2 separate regions of the Homo sapiens genome follow, and region 2 is linked to region 1. A link is a contact called in ENCODE Hi-C or POLR2A ChIA-PET data. All regions are on one chromosome and are shown on one strand. The core of a region is the stretch at or near the end of the contact, and the rest is flanking DNA. Distances in the headings are between cores, read along the strand shown. Region 1 holds the start of LINC01778 (long intergenic non-protein coding RNA 1778). Region 2 overlaps PUM1 (pumilio RNA binding family member 1).

What was found. Hi-C counts contacts between places; a loop is a spot of excess contacts on that map. ChIA-PET counts read pairs that join two places held with the same protein, here RNA polymerase II (POLR2A). Pooled maps may share reads with other maps.
Region 2: a pooled map shows a loop between it and region 1 (2.4-fold over the local background). The contact joins the enhancer-like site here to the promoter of LINC01778 in region 1. A Hi-C loop is called at or near these places in 2 of 50 pooled maps. POLR2A ChIA-PET finds 5 or more read pairs at or near these places in 4 of 52 experiments (HCT116, T-cell, WTC11 and 1 more).

What each region holds. Positions count from the first base shown.
Region 1 is chr1:30,822,981-30,826,388 of GRCh38, forward strand. LINC01778 (long intergenic non-protein coding RNA 1778) reads left to right here and starts at 1,672. Exons shown (of 3, transcript NR_146732.1): 1 at 1,672-1,848; 2 at 3,151-3,214. RefSeq lists an enhancer at 897-1,399.
Region 2 is chr1:31,011,915-31,015,226 of GRCh38, forward strand. The region is part of intron 3 of PUM1 (pumilio RNA binding family member 1); the gene reads right to left. Among named protein-coding and RNA genes, the nearest start is that of SNORD103C, 45 kb to the left of the region's middle. Within about 2 kb of position 1,602, at least 3 of the 41 ENCODE cell types and tissues checked have a DNase peak (open chromatin) inside an H3K27ac peak, as active enhancers do.

The DNA of each region.
Region 1 (3,408 bases), core at 422-2,921:
CCCCACCCAGAGGTCTCACAAGCATCTCAGATGCTGAGGCTCCAACTCTGAACTAACCACCTTTCCCTTGAAATCTACCCCACCCGTATTCCCTCTCCCCCAACCTTTAGTTGCTCAAGCCAGAAACATAGGTGTTACCCCAAGCAGATTCCTCTCCATCACCCCCACAACCTCCAGTAAACCAGTAGGGCCCATCACTTCTACCTGTCCTTTACCTTTCTTGAACCCATCCCTTTTCCTCTCCCTTCCACCACCACATGAAGACGACCTCATCATTTCAGCCCTCATCCATCAGAACCTCTCCCCTTCAGTTCACGCTTTTCTTCGACAAGTGTGTGAACACTCACTGTGGGCCTGGCACTCTACCCTGGGCTGGGGTGCAGCATTGAGCAAGACAGCCAAGATTCTGTCACCGGCATGACTGCACGAAAACCACTTTGACCACACTTCTCCCTTGCTCTGATCCCTGGGTGGCTGCAAACTGCCCCTGAGTTCAAGTGCAAACTCCCTCATGCAGGTATTCACATTCCTGGACCTTCCAACCACCCCTGATCCTTCCAGATGGGTCTGTCATTGTGCCCTGCCCAGGCTGATCCAAACAAGCTTTTGGCCATCCTCCCAAACACCAGCTCAAAGACCCCCTCCTCCACAAAGCTTCCCTGCCTGAGTCAAGCACCCCACCTGGCAGGGTGAGTTTTGCCTTCTTCTGGAATCCCATTGAAACCCAGGATTTGTGTGCCTGCCTCCCAGACTGGGCTGTGATTCCAGGCGCTCAGGGGACTGAGCCATCGCCAAGCCCAGAACCTGGCACTGATGGGCATCAATGTGTTGTGTTGATGGATGGACAGACAGAGGGGTGGGTAGAGCAAAGTCCAACTGCCCTTTTCATTCACTCGGCCCAGTGCCTATGCCTTTGTAGTTTTCTGGAAGTCCCTCCAGCTGTCTAACCTCCCCTGCTGGCATTATGGAAGCTCATGCCCAATTGTTCTCTAAATCTGTCCCCTTCCCTTCCCCAAAGCCCAGACCGTCCTGCCTTTCCCTTGACTGGGCAACAAGTCAACAAGAACAAAGGTCTGGTGAGGCCAACCAGGGAAAGGCCAGCCCGGGCCTCTCGGGATCTCAAGCCCTCGGCCTGTGTGTGTGCCAGAGCTTCCCACAGACTCGGGAAGAAGGTGCCGGAGGCTTGCCGGGCGGCCTTGCGGTTTGAAGCAGTGAGTCACCTTCTGGCTGCAAGTCAAGGAACTCTCACTGCGCCCTTGTTTGGACAAGACGAGGAGGCGCACTCAGAGTCAGAGACCCCGGGGCAGAGACAGGGGCAAGAAGAAGGGGCCACCGAGACCCCAAGAGAGTCAGGGAGACAGACGCACCAAACGACCGACACAACCAGGGACAGGTACGGCACGCAGAGAGAGAGGAGAAGGACAGAGGTAGCCAGCCCAGAACTGAGAGGGAGAGCGGGGAGCGCAGGGAGAGGAATCGCGCCGCCGGTGTAGACAGCTGGGCTCCCTGCGCATGCTCTGTCCTCCCCCTCGCGGCTCCCACCGCAGGCCCGGACCCAGAAGTGGACAAAAATGGAGCCAATGGGCTTCCAGACCGGGACATTACCTCACCAGCACCGGCTGCCATTGGCCGGCGCCCCCGCCGGGGCGGGCTGTTGCTATGACAGCCCAGGCCGGCGTTGCAGAGGGATGTTCGGAGGAAGCTCCGGGCGGGAGAGCCGCGTCCACTCCTCTTTCCAGACTATGATGGGGCCCAGGGACCCCTCCCCTCCGACTGAGCCCCATAGACCCCCTACTCAGGCCAGAAGGGGAAAGCTGAGCTCCTGCTGGCCCAGGCATCAGAATTCCTGTAAAGACGCCCATTCGGCCCTCTCCCTCAACCTGGCCCACAGTCCCTTGCCAAGACCACCCCGCCCCCACAACCTGGAACCACACACTCATCCATACACCCTGCAAACAGCAATGAGCACCCTCCAGCATCCAGGTGCACCTGGGCTCTGCAGACGCAAAGATGAGTCCACCTCCACCCCTGCCCTCACAAAGCCCCCCACCCCCACAGTCTGATCAAGCAAGCAGTCCAGGAGAAAATGGCAAGGCAGTGTGTTAAGGATTAAAATAGAGGGAGCACGGAGGTTGTGGGAACACAGAGGAGGGGTCCCTATCCAACCTACCGAATCAGGAGGACTGCTGGGAGAAAGGGATACAGAGCCAGGACCTGAAAGAGCCAGATGAGGAACGGTGGGGAAGGGATTCTCAGCAGAGGGGACAGCCTGCGCAAAGACTGGAGGCAGTAAAAAGCAAGGAACACTCGAGGCACTATGGCAGGAAATTAGATGGTGGGGTTCGGGGTGTTGGAGAGGAGGAGGAGTTTAAAGTAAAGCTGAAAGGGGAAGCAGGAACAAGATCCCAAAGGGCTTGAATGTCGTGCTAAGGGATCTTGGACCACATTCTCAGGCAGTTGGGGGATGGAAGGGGAGAGGGCTATGATTAGGTTTGCATTTTAGGAAGATCTCCACTCTTGCAGCTGTGTGGAGGATGGGCTGGAGGGGACTAGGAGACCAGTCATTGCAGGGACTGGGGAAAGTCAGGGCAGGGGGGACTAAGGCTACCCGAGCTGGAGTAGAGATGGAGAGACCCAAACTCAGGAGGAGGTGTAAAGGACGTGGAGCCATAGTTCAGGTGACTGAGGAGATGGCACCAACTCACCTGGGAGGCTCTGAGGGCTTCTCTGGCAGCCAGATAGGATCACCGCTCTCCTTCCATATGATATTTGTGTCAGCTTGTGTATGCAACTTTCGTTTCAAGAATCATGCTGCATTGAAAAGATGTCTATCTCTTTTCACATCTCCCCACCCTCTACACACACACACACACACACACACACACACACACACACAGAGGCTGTGATTCACCTCCGTTCCCAGCACTCAACACAGAGCTTCATCCCAAGTACGCTTCCACAAATCCAAACCCCCATCAGCCCCCTCCCCATTACCCTTACCCCAGCCTCCACCCACCCCTCCCAGCCTCTGCACTTCCTTTCCAACCTCCATGCACCTGCTTCCCATCTCTTTAGTCATGTCGTAGCCACCACCTAGGAGCTGGGACTGCCCCCCTGCTCACCATGTCTGCCCTTCCTATCACCCCTCAGCAGGGAGGAAAAGTTGCCTATCTGTTGGGTCAGATTTCTGAAGACTGATGAGGCCCATTTTCTGGTAAGCGGGGTCATTACAGTGCAATCATTGGGTTGTTATGAGAATTAAATAAGGTTTGTTGCCTGGCACATGTAACTATCCAATCAATCAGCTATAGTAATGGCATTATTATGGGTGTTAGAGGAGGATGGAGAGGGCTGGTGAGGACTCCAGTGTGGCATAGCCCTGCTTTGGGATACCGGTGTTTGCTTCAC
Region 2 (3,312 bases), core at 352-2,851, 190 kb after region 1:
TTGGTCCAACAAAAGCAAAAGAGACCCAAGGAATCAGATGTAGCCAGTATTATCCAGGTGACACATTTAAGGGCAGGGCATATGATGCACAAAGAAGCCTATTCTTATCAAAGCAATTAATGCATCTGGTTAGATAGTAGCTTAATTACACTGGACACTAAAAACACCCAAGTAATCTCCCTGGCTCCAACTCTGCTTACCAAGCCACCTTCTTAAAGAACTGGCTTCCTCCTATAGCCAACCATGCCAATCACCAAACACAACCATCCTTGTCCATCTAAGAGTTGTTTTTTTTCCTTAAAAAAAAAAAATCAGCAGACTGCATTTTGGTTTTCATACATTAGCCTCTTGTTGTTCTGGTTAGTGTGGGGTCAATATCGCAACCCAGTCATCTGAATTAGTAATAACAGTCCATTTCAAGATCTACAAACTGAGAACCATGACTTGGGGAGTCCTATCATCCCCAGCAATAAAATAAATAGACCTTGTACTCTTTCTTGTAATGAAACATTAAGTGGAATTCCTAACTGCCCCACCAATAGTGTGTGCTCTCAAATCTCTGGGAGAAACACACACACGTACACTGTTTATCCCACCCTGAATCGTAAGTTTATAAAATAAAAAAACTTATGAAAAGTAAAAAAAAAAAAAAAAAAAAAATTCAGTAAGCTTATCTATGAGGCTTCTGGAAAACAAAATAGAAGTCAAGCACTGGTTTACAAGCAATGTCAGCCACTTGAGACACTTCTTTTAAATTTGTCTGGAAACACCTTTTTTCCTTTCCATCTAACAAAAAAGAACAATACGCAAAACCACACTTAACACTTAACAATCAATCATGTCATAAACCCCTACACCAAGAACCCTTAAAACATGGATTAAGACAATAAAAAGTGGAGAATATCAAGAAACTCTAAGCTTCTTATTTTAAGAACAGTGATAAAGACCCATGAATGCTCTGAAATCACTTTATTTTAAACTAGTTTTAAATCCCAGCTGTGTGAATTTTATCCTCTTCTGCTTTTTCTCACCTATAAAATGACCTATTGTGTACAATGAAAGAGATAACACATGTAATGACATAATACAATGCTGAAACAGTAAACAAAAAATCAGCTACTATCCTTCTTTAAAAGAGCAAAGTAGCAGCCAATAGACATCACAATACTAATGATTTGTCAATGAAATGCTCCTATGTCAAACTATCAGACACAGTGATCATGGCATCACCTAGGCCATGTCAGTACAAACCTCATTACATTAACTACCCCAACAAAACAACACTACAAGAACCATGATTACGGCTTTTCAGGAACTGCAGAGGCAAGACAATTATTGCCTGGACTTGTTTGACCATACCGCCACTAATATTTGAATAGGGATTTATCAATGAGGTTTACTGATGATCTCAACAGTAAAAGGGCTCTCCAGCAACTACTCTGTACTCAAAAGGAATAAAATATTAGGTAACTGCTTACACACTCAATACAGGCTGCACAGAGCATCTCTCAGAGCAGAAATTGAGCATCTTAAGAAATACTACTAACATGGATGTTACAACCCTGCAGACGTGATCAGTTTGATCATGTTATTATCTAGCATCTCTAACTTACAACACAAGCTTAGTTTCACTGGAATGCAGCCAATGCAGGAAACAAATGCTTGATATTTAACTAGCTGGTAAGACAGACCAACAACCAAAACAATTATTAATCTCTTAGTATATATCTCACCACACTCTCAGTACATTAAGAGAAGATGACATCAACTCAGAGAAAGGACCTTTCAGAACTAACTGAAATGAGGAAGTTTGATTGGTAACCACTGATAATCACAGGTGGTAGTCTTACTTGTAAAAATTTTGTATTTTTCACAACTTATGTAGTCTCTCCATACCACAGACTGTTGTTGTGAAATCAAGTGAGATAGTATATGAAGTGCTTTTATAAATACTAAGAACTATACTGATATTAAGTTATACTAAAGCTTTATTTAAAGCTTTAACTTATTAAAACATATCTTTAAGAAAAGCCAAGTTCATTCATTCCTGGTTAGCGTAATTCTTTTGGAAGGGCCTCAGAAACTACATACGTATCAAAAGTCACAGCCAGGTATGATGGCTGATTCCTGCAATCCCAGCACTTTGGGAGGTGAGGCAGGAGGATAGCTTGAGTCTAGGAGTTAAAGACCAGCCTGGAAAACATGTGACAGCCCATCTCTACAAAAACTTAAAAAAGCCAAGTGTGGTAGCACATGCCTGTGGTCCTAGCTATTCAGGAGGCTGACCTAGGTGGGAGGATCACCTGAGCCCAGGAGGTCAAGGCTGCAGTGAGCCATGATTGTGCCACTGCACTCTAGCCTGGGCAACAGAGCAAGATCCAGTCTCCAAAAAAAAAAAAAAAAAAAAAATCTACATTCAAAGTGCTTGTAAAAATAAAAAAAAGTCGAGGCTGGATGCAGTGGCTCATGCTTGTAACCCCAGCACTTTAGGAGGCTGAGGTGGGAGGGTCACTTGAGGAGTTCAAGACCAGCCTGAGCAACATGCCAAGACCCAATCTCTATTTTTAAACATTAAAATTAAAAAAAAAAGAATTAAAAAAGTTGAAAGTAGGCCTGTAATCTCAGCACTTTGGGAGGCTGAGGCGGGCGGATTGCTTGCGGTCAGGAGTTCAAGACCAGCCTGGACAACATGGTGAAAACCTGTCTCTACTAAAAATACAAAAATCAGCCAGGCGTAGTGGCCAGGCGCCTATAATCCCAGCTACTCGGGAGGCTGAGGTAGCAGAATCACTTGAACCCAGGAGGCGGAGGTTACAGTGAGCCAAGATCGCACCACTGCACTCCAGCCTGGGCGACAGAGCAAGACTGTGTCTCAGAAAAAAAAAAAAAAGTTGAAAGCAAACTGCAAACTAAGTATTCAACAATAAATTAGCTGTGGGCCTGGTGCAGTGGCCCACACCTATAATCCCAGCATATTGGTAGGCAGAAGGATCACTTGAGGCCAGGAATTCAAGACTAGCCTGTGCAACATAGTGAGACCCTGTCTCTTTAAATAAATAAATAAGCAAGCAAACAAGTTGTAGTACAACAATGTAAGCTCACCAAAAATAGCCATAATGACTACATGTAATATTTATAAAATAACATTAAATTTTAAAAGTAAAATACAAAATTGTACATGTAAAGACTGCTTCTCCTCATGCATTCTTCCCTTTTGGATCAAGACTGGAAAGAAAAATAAAAGCAGAAGAGTGTTTGTTAGTGCACTGGGATTGTGGATTACTTAATTCAAAATATACTTTTGTTATGATT